Linked DNA regions of Homo sapiens: region 2 is linked to region 1. A link is a contact called in ENCODE Hi-C or POLR2A ChIA-PET data. All regions are on one chromosome and are shown on one strand. Each heading gives the region's core, a stretch centred on a gene start or an enhancer-like site at or near the end of the contact. The rest is flanking DNA. Distances are from core to core; before and after follow the strand shown.

What was found. A loop is a pair of places that touch in the nucleus more often than their neighbours do. ChIA-PET counts read pairs that join two places held with the same protein, here RNA polymerase II (POLR2A). Pooled maps may share reads with other maps.
Region 2: a map of B cell shows a loop between it and region 1 (21-fold over the local background). The contact joins the promoter of POLR2M here to the promoter of ZNF280D in region 1. A Hi-C loop is called at or near these places in 5 of 168 maps with a recorded cell type or tissue (B cell, CD4-positive, alpha-beta T cell, CD4-positive, alpha-beta memory T cell and 1 more), 2 of 37 single-sample maps with no recorded cell type and 13 of 50 pooled maps. POLR2A ChIA-PET finds 5 or more read pairs at or near these places in 3 of 52 experiments (CD4-positive, alpha-beta T cell, MCF 10A and naive thymus-derived CD4-positive, alpha-beta T cell).

The regions. Positions count from the first base shown.
Region 1 is chr15:56,730,798-56,735,367 of GRCh38, reverse strand. ZNF280D (zinc finger protein 280D) reads left to right here and starts at 1,859. Exons shown (of 22, transcript NM_017661.4): 1 at 1,859-1,910. RefSeq lists a silencer at 1,840-2,109.
Region 2 is chr15:57,705,462-57,710,280 of GRCh38, reverse strand. POLR2M (RNA polymerase II subunit M) reads right to left here and starts at 3,567. Exons shown (of 4, transcript NM_015532.5): 1 at 3,326-3,567; 2 at 923-1,567. The coding sequence starts at 3,438. GCOM1 (GCOM1, MYZAP-POLR2M combined locus) reads right to left here. Exons shown (of 17, transcript NR_104371.3): 14 at 3,909-4,347; 15 at 923-1,567. RefSeq lists a silencer at 3,083-3,132 and an enhancer at 3,453-3,672.

The DNA.
Region 1 (4,570 bases), core at 610-3,109:
CAACTTGTTTTTTGTTGTTTCTTCTTTCTTCAGCCCATTTTCTGTCTATAAAGCCAACCACATCTGCTCCATTCATGGGAACACCTATTCTGTTTTACTGAATGAAGTGGTGCCTGAATCTAGAATTGCAATAAAGCCAACCGAGATCTTTAAATTTGTTGTAATTTCACCTGACACTGTAGCATGCTTTGCTAACCTTTAGGGACATTTGAAAAACGATGTCTTAAGAATGTTCCAAGATTTTGGAATTTTTAAACTTTCCATGTTTGCTGTTTTGACTATTTTCTGTCTTTTCCTGTAAGGTTTATTTTTCAGGGCCAGCAGAAAAGGGAAAGCTGGGTAGATGATCCCAGGCCCATGTGGGAGAAGGATAGGTCATGGTTACCTCCAAGTACACCAGATCTGTAGGAGTGATCCAGGTGGTCTTTGGGGAAGATTAATTTGGGGGCAGTAATCAATATGGAGACTACAGTAATGATAAACACTTGAGAAAAACTGGGGAAAGCCAGATGAGAGAGAAGAAACTGAATTCGAATAGGAAGATGAATTAGCAAGATTCAGTGATTGAACAGGGTGTCTGTTATGGATCCTAACAGGCAAGATTTCAAGTCTTGGTCACTCACAAGCTGCACCAGTAATGCCATTGCTCTTGAGAAGACAATCAGTTTAGGAAACTTTCCTTACAGATCAGAATACAACCTTTAGCAAGTATTTACGCAAGCAGTATCTTGGCAAGTGTTCTTCTTGTAAATTTCTTATACTTCTCGTTGTCAAACTTTAAAAAATGCTATTACAGGTTAATATGCAGATGGCAGAGTTAGGAATTAGAGTGTGCAAGTTAATCATTCTAATTGGGTCACTCTTGTCATAGCCAACTAAAAGAATGGAGAAGCCAGTGCTGGGGGAAGCCCTCAGGGCACATAACATTGCTCTAAGAATGGAATTCTCAGCAAGCCTGGCTGCTGAAACCGCCTGCTGTAACCTGAAACAGGTTTTATCTTCAGGTTTTAGCTTCTCAAAGAACCTGCTGCAGCTGTAGGGCAAGCTTTACCAAGCCCCTTCCCTCACCAGTCAGAACTAACCAGCTACCCAAAACTTTACTAAATGTCAACGAACTTTCTAGAAAAACAATAGATAACTTTTTTTAAAAAATAAAACCCCCTAACTCCTCTTTGTTCTTCTGACATACTGAAGACCACCCTGTATGTGTAAATAACCTGAACTTGCAATTCCTGTGTCCCAAATAAAACGCTAAATGTACAGATTCGTCTCTTCGTATTTGACCTCGACAGGGAACGCAAGCAAAACCACACATTTAAAACAGACTTGGTAAAATCAGCTCGTTATTTAAAGAAACGGACGATTCCTTTTTCTCTCCTGGTTTAGTCTTCGACCCACAGGCCCCTTGCTTCTTTCGAACGGCGGCTGTATCCCATGACCTTTTCACTTTCCAAGCCAACGGACTGGGGGTCGTTACACACGCGGAGGGCCCGGAACGCACGGCTCCTCGCCTGCAAATTCCGAGCAGTCCGGATTTTGGGGCTGCCTCCCGGCCACACCAGCCAGCAGCTCGCACCCACATGGAGGCAGGGCCCTGGCCCTCGCCCCGGACCGGCGCGTGGCGGGGCGCGTGGGTCTTCGAGGGCCCGCGACGCGGCGCACATGCCGGTGCCCGCCTCCCGCGTCGGCGAGAAGACAGGGAGCTCGGACACGGGGAGGCTGACCCGGAGCCTACCCATGAGGCAGCGCGCCGGCTGCACGAGAGCCCCCCCCTTTCCACGGCTCGGCTGCCAGCTCCGCAATGGGAGCCGCCGCCGTCGCCGCAGTGTAGTTTTTCGTGCTCCTCCTTTTCCTCCTCCTCTTTCTCCTCCTCCTCAGGGCTCCAGTCAGGCCGATCCGCTCCGCTCACGGTAAGCGCCCCCCCGCCCCCGCCCGCCCTGCGCTGCAGCAGGCAGAGGCCCTCCCGCGCGGCCTGCGCCGCCTCACTCCGGGGGCGCTGGACTGGGGGTCTTGAGGCCGGCGCGGGTCGTCGGGAGCGCCCAGAGCGCGGGGGAGGAGACCGGCTGCGCGGCGGCGGCCGGACCGCCATCTTGCGTCGGCCCAGGCGGGGGAGGAGGTATCCCGGCGCGACGCGGCAGCCGCCTCGGCTGCTGCAGGCCTGGGCCGCGCAGGCCTTCGCCTTCTGCTCCTCCGCCACCTCCTCTCCCAGGCGTGTGCGCCTGTTTGTCCCCAGCCTGGTTTTGGCTTTTCTCTCTGGAGGCAACTCCCTTTGGTACATTTTGTGCCGATGTTTGGCCAAGACCCATGGTCCTCACACCACAGCCCACCCCCGTGTCTCTTCAGTCGTAGGAAAGGAGACCAAAGGGGATTCGGGATTTGCAGGCACAGGGCCCCTCATTTTGCCCAGATGACCGGTCGTTCCACGTTTGCACCCTCATTTTTGTCAAAGAGACCTCCCCTCCTCTGCCATAGAATTCCCGTTATTGTCTACAGAAGAAGGGCCCTGAGGAGAAACGTGGAGTTGGAGACAAAATTTTCTGAGCTTTGCAAGGTTCACTTACTGAGACGGAAAGAATGATCTCACTCTGAGGTTTTAGCCTGCTCCAGCGATGGAAGGAATTCCTCCCAACTTATCGCAAGTTTTAACGCTTTTAAGGAGAAATCTGCTGGAGAGGAAAAACGTCAAGGTGAACCCGCTTCTGCAAGCACGGGAGACCTTTGGCCAAAGGCCTTTGTTTGCGAAGATTTGTTAAAAAAAAAAAAATCTGTCATCTTAAATATTTGGCTTTATTTTCAGGTTTGGACAGAATTTGTCTTTTTTAGTGCCATGAAACATAAAATGGAACGCTAGAAGGACAGTTTTAAAGCACAAAAGCTGCCTCTTAGCATCTGTAAGGTGTCCTGCTTTGGGGGACTGCTGTGCCAACTCCAGCTGTCTCCACGCAGAAACTTAACCAGGGAAGGCACTGGTTTGCTTATACCATTGTTAGGGCTGTGTGCCTCTGATGTTTTAACATCACTACAAATACTGTTGTAATTGTGTCTTGCTTTTGTGCCTTTCATTGATAACCCCTGATTTGTATCTCTTAGCCCCTTTTGAAGTGGTCTGGGTTGCTGGAATCATTTTGCAGGCGAGGAAACAGAGCCTCAGGGAGAGGACTTTAATGAGGTCACTGACTAGGAAGAGCCAAGGCCAATTATATTAATAGAACCTTAGGTCTTCTGACTCCTTCTCCGGTGCTCAACTCTAGTATATACCATTTTTGTGGGAATGAGGTAGATGAGAATAGGCAAGGAGGCTCACTTAAAGATTTTAAGAAACATTACTCAGTTGCCCTTTCGTTGATATTTTTATACTTTACTTTTGAAATGCGGTTGTTATGTTGCCCAGGCTGGTCTCAGACTCCTGGGCTCAAGCTGACCTCTCACCTCAGCCTCCGTAGCTGGGATTACAGGTGTGCACCATCTAGCCTGGCTTTTATATTTTTATTCTCGAGTTAATTTCTTAACTTTGCAACTTGCTATTTTTTTCGAAAATATTGGAAAGTTAAATAGCCCATTTGAACACTTAGTTTTAACGCTACCTTTTTGCCATATTTGCATTTTTCCACTTATCTCACATTCTGTTTTCTGAACGTTTCAAAGTGCATTACGGATATGACAGTTCAGCCCTAAATGCTGTATGTGTGTCAGTATGTATTTTGTAAGAGATCAAGGCCATTTTTCTGTGTAACAATACCGCAATCACACTTAAGAAAGTGAAGAATATTCCTTAAAATCTAACGTGGTGTAGTATATATTCACATTTCCCCCCATTTCTTCAAAATTCCTTTTCAGTCTTTTTTTTTTTTTTTTTTTTTTGAGATAGGTACTTGCTCTGTGTCCCAGGATGGAGCGCTGTGGAGCAGTCTTGGCTCGCTGCATCCTTGACCTCCTTCCTGGGCTCAAGCCATCCTCCCACCTCGGCCTCCTGAGTAGCTGGGAACCCAGGAGCACGCCACCACACTCAGCTAATTTTTGTATTTTTTGTAGAGATGGGGTTTTGCCGTGTTACCTAGGCTGGTGTCAAACTCCTGGGTTCAAGTGATCCACCTGCCTCGGCCTCCCAAAGTGCTGGGATTACAGATGTGAGCCACAGCACTGGGCGAAATTGACCTTTTGAAGAGACCTGGTCTGTAGTCTTTCAGAATAACCCATATTCCATGTTTTAGTGATAGTTCCTCCTGATAGTGTTTAAATTTGTTCCCCCTATCCTCTCTGTTTTCTCTAAACTTGGATTTGGGTCTAAAGGCTTGAATATATTTAGGTTTAATATTTTTTTGACAGGAATACTTCATAAGCCATGCAGTATGCTTCATTGCATACAACATCCAAAGGCACATAAAGTAGGCTTGTCTTATTAATAATCCTAAATTTGATCTCTTAGATAAGGTGGTGACAAGCTATCTTTCCATTGTAAGCATTTCCTTCTGCAATTAGCAAGTCATTTGTGGTGTGATATTTTGGCATTAGTAGTTGGTAGGAATTTACCTGCAGTAATCTGATAAACACAGTTGGGAGCAGTCGTTTA
Region 2 (4,819 bases), core at 2,318-4,817, 970 kb before region 1:
ACTTTTCCTGAAATTTCAGAAACAAATTTATGGCAAGGAACTGATAAGCAGAGTTTTTGCCTATCCTGCCTGAATCTATTTTCACAGTTTTTCAAACCTCTTCTCAGCTTCCTTCCCCCTGAAACTGTTATTATTATGTAGCTTAACTCTTTTCCAAGTGTGTAAACCTTGGGTCCTCATGTAGCTCTTAAACTCCTTGAAGAACATGGTATTGTATTACATTACACATGTATACATTACAGCCATGTTTTTAAACTTGAGATTTAACATCAAAAAAGGCAAAGGAGTTTTAAGAATCTTGACTTAATTGTGTCCCCACAACACCTGCTGCTTGCTTACATACAGTGAGCATGCAAATAATTTCTGCTGGAAAGCCCATCAGCTCCTGCAATTGCTTTACCCTTAGTTCACAGACTAATCAAAGAGAGTACACTTTGATAGTACACTAATCAAAGCTGTACACTAAAAAATGGTTCTGAAAAAAAGAAGTCATAATAAATTCTCTCCAACTCTGTGTTTATTATGAAATACTGGCTAAGCATCCTAAAATTTAACACTCCCCCATGTGCTTTAAAAGACCTTGTCGATTATTTGGTTTCAAAACTAAATATTTTTCAACATGAATCTTCTACTCCGGCCAGGCTGGTCTCAGTGTTGCCACAACATGTTATTTCCTAACTACAAGTAGTTCTCATACAAAGCCCACGGAACTTAGAGCATTCTCCTGACTTATTTAAGAGAAAAGGTCTTATTATATTGCCCAAGCTGGTCTACAACTCCTGGACTCAAAGCTGTCTTCCCACCTCAGCCTCCTGAGTAGCCTGGGACTACAGGCAAGCACCACCACACCCAGTTTCTCGTAAATTTTTGAGTTTAACAAATATCACGTTCCTGTTACAGGCCTGTTTCCGAGGGTACTTACACATTGGTTTTAAATTTACGCAGCTGGGGCACTGGGTTTTTGGCTCGCATTTCTAGCACTTCCATGTAATGAGGTTTCTTCTCAGTCCCACTGGAAAGGCCTGTCAAGTTCTTAGTACTTGCGTTTTCTTCTGACTGTTGTTCACCTTGGTCCGCAATGGTGATCCTCTGTAACCTGTCAATAAACAGGTTGTCAAAGCTGCTGGAAGTATCTTCCGCTTGACTTGAAACACGATGCCGCGGGTGATGCTCACTAGCTTCAGATGAAGGTGGTACCCTGTCTCTATTGCTGGAAGCTGGGCCCTTATTCACTGTGTACTCAACCTCTGAAGTCTCTTCATCACCTTCAAGAGTAGGACGTCCAAGTCCCTGGTTTTGTGAGGTTTGAGATGACTTGATGTTATCTACAGAGGAACATCCAGGAACTAGTGATGAAGTATCAAGTATCGGGTCAGAATTCTGGGCCTTATCTGTACCCACATCAACTTCTGCAATTGCTTTTTGCCTTAGCTTACAGTCTAAACTAACAGGGTTAAACAGTTCACTTTTTCTTCTAACTTCTTCACATTCTGCAATGGCAGCTTTCAGTTTGGCAAAAGAGTCAAAGATCTTTTTACCTTTGTCGGGCAATTTGCAAATGAATTTTCTGTCAAATGGAAAAGAATACTATTACATTACAGCCATTTTTTTAACTTGAGATATAACATTAAAAAGGCAAGGCATTATCTTCAAAGAAAGAAAAGCTGATTTTTAAGTCAAATATCTGATTTCTAACTGCCCCAAAACAAGAATAAAACAATTAAAATGGTCATTATCCAAATAGCCCAAAAAACAAGGGAATGCAGGAAGAATAGGGAATATATGCCTCATTTGTCTCAGCAAATTAGAATTTCAGCAAAAGTATTTTAAGCATATAATAATCACATAAGACATTCCAAGAACCAGCAGTCATTAAAGTGCAATCTCCAAAATTTGGGGATGGGGTGGAGTGTGGGGATGGGCCTATTAGGTCAAAACTACTTTCATAATAATACTAAGATATTATTTCCCTCTCATTTTCTCGCATGGGTACAGTGGAGTTTTCCAGAGGCTACATGGCATGTGATGACATCATTGTTCTAGAATAGAATGTGTGCTTGTGTATGCTTATGTTTTAAAGACTTCAGACGTATTTCTGATAAGTAAATACATTTCGCTAGATACAACACATAAAATAGCTCTTTGGGATGTCAATAATTCTTAAAGTATAACGGAGTCCTGAGACCAAAAAGTTAATTCACTGCTATACATTCAAAACCTATTCTCACAAGGTCAAAACACATGTCTTGATCCCAACCAATTATTTATTTGTCCCTTTTGCTGGATGACAGAGTTCCTTTTCTGATTCCCTTTTCTTTAACTATACAATAAATGGAAAGAAAAAATTACACCTTAAGTCCTCTGTTCTTTTTGACACTACATTCATCCCCACAATTTCAACTATTAACAACACTCTACAGCTGAAATTCCTGTTTTCTGTATTTTTCCAGGGTTCTCTCTTTCTTGAGCCTCATGACTACTTCTCCAGCTTTTAAGTGTTTGGTTTTCGATTAACCAAATGTCTGTCCTGCTCTCCTCTCAACTCTGCACACCCTAAGTAAAATCAACCTTGGATCTATTCCTCTCCCTGAATTTTCCTATTTTTGCTAGTGGTCTTCCATATAGATTGGAAACTTCAGCCATCTCTGTCAACTGCATTTAAATTAGTCCATGCTTAAAAGTTCTCCCAATCCCTTCCTAGCTCACTTTCTTACAAGTGTCTCGTGGGAAGTCTCTCTGAAAATATCCTTCTACTGTCTTCTGCTTTTTATTCCTTCAAACCATCTTTTGCAACAAGCTGCTGAACAAAGCTGCCTAAAAAACAAAATCACTTTTATTACGTGGCTCCCTTGCTAAAATCCGTTCAACCAGCCAGCTGAATGAGGGTCGAACTTTCCCGGCCTAATAAACCCCTCTTCATATCCCACTCTTCCCATTTCCTACGGTTCCTGTAAGCTTAGAATCCAGAGATGAAGCTGACAATCTGTTATGGGTTAGGGGTGCGGGCGACAAAAGGGTTTAGAAAGCAGACTCATGGAACCACCACAGTCCCCGGGTAAATAAAACCGACCAGGGGCTACTAACTCCCTGCAACGCCAGGTAGCCGTTCAATCCGAGCTATCCTCGCAGGCATACGTGCCTGGCCAGGAAGAGGCACGGCTCTGCCGCAGCAAGCCCTCCGTCCACTCGCCCGTAGGACTGAAGCGAATGTGACTGAGTCAAAGTCACCTTCCAGGGAAGGGAACAGAGTGCGGGAGGGGAGGGGAGCGCCCAGGGAGCTCGAGCTGAAGGAGCCTGGCGGAGACTCCGCGGGACCCCAGCTTACTCGTTGCGCAAAAGTCTCTCCTGGCGCTTCAACATTTCCCGCAGCTCCACCAAACTCCGCTGCGCCAAGTCCTCGGGAGCTTGGGGCTCGAAGCCGCGGGGCAGCGAGCACATTCTGCGCGGGCTGAGGCTGGCGCGGCGGCGGGCACTCGGCTTCCTCGGCAGGCCCCGCTACTAGCGCCGGATCCGCGGACGGCGGTGACTCCGGGGCACGAGCGGGAGTCGCCATTTTCCCGGAAGAACGGGGTCTTCTTCGAGCCGAATCGAGCTTTATTGAAATTCCGGAAACAAACACGGACTGGGAGAAGGGGGCGTCCGCAGGAGCGTTAAAGGGCGGAAGTTACGTCGGATGACGCCGGCTCCTTGGCTTGGCGCCCTTTCCCCTTGTGTGAGCATTCATGCGGTCATCAGCTGTTCGTCGGTTTATACAAAAAGTATTCAGCGCCAGCGTGACCTCACCAAGCACTATGTGTCAGTCAACAAATAGCAACGTCCTGTGTTATACTTGGGGTTTACAGAGTTGGCGGGGGGATGGGGGGAGGGAGAATCAAATTATGATATAATAGTAACGTTGGGATGGGCACCTGGGAAGATATCTCTGAGAAGTGGTTCAAGTCGAAACTTGAAAGATGAGCTGGCCATTAATAAGGTGGGAGAGAGTGCGGGACAGGATTTGGGAGACTCTGGCCTGTGCGTGGTGCCTCCGGCCTGTGCGTGGTGCCTCCTAGCTCAGCTTAGGGACGTCCTGAAATTGTTAAAGTTGGAAGGTTCCTCAGAATCAGCGATTTTTCTTGGGGCTCAATGCATTTGGAGAAGGACTTCATTTGTAGCACCGCCTCAAGCATTGTTAAGACATTTGGTGTTTCTGGCTTCTGCCTGCTAGGTGCTATGGCACTCCCAAGTCATTGCAACAATCCAAAATGTCTCCTCCAACATACATTTCCAAAGGCCCACAAGAGGTGATGAGGGAGTGGGAGCAGCTGTACAAACTCGTTGAGGACCTTTTCGAATTTTCTACTTTGCCTATAGAAAAACAGAGGCATGAAAACTGAAATAAATATTCCCAGGGCACAAAACCAGTAAGTGACAGCACCAGATTTCAAACTCAAAAGCCCAGCCCCTTTTCCAACACACCAATTTGAAAATCCCCTTCTTCACTTTAGGCCTATTTCCAAATGTGTAAAACTGTTGAAAAGACTTCCCTCCGCCCCCCCCCACCCCCGCCACCTCCCCAGCTGTTGAGAAGAAGGCAGCTTAATAGGTATTGGACACAGCTTTTACCTTCTCGTTATAGTTCAGCTACCAGAGGTGCATCCCAGTGGAAAGAGTAGGAAGACATGCAGTCACAGCAGATGTCACTTGGGAGGTTTGAACACCCCCATAACCCACCGCCCTCCCCCGATTTTTTGATATAGGAAATTGAAGTTGTCTCAATCCTGTGTAAGATGCTATATAAACACAAGCAGCTCTGTCCTAAAGAGACAGAAGATCTAGG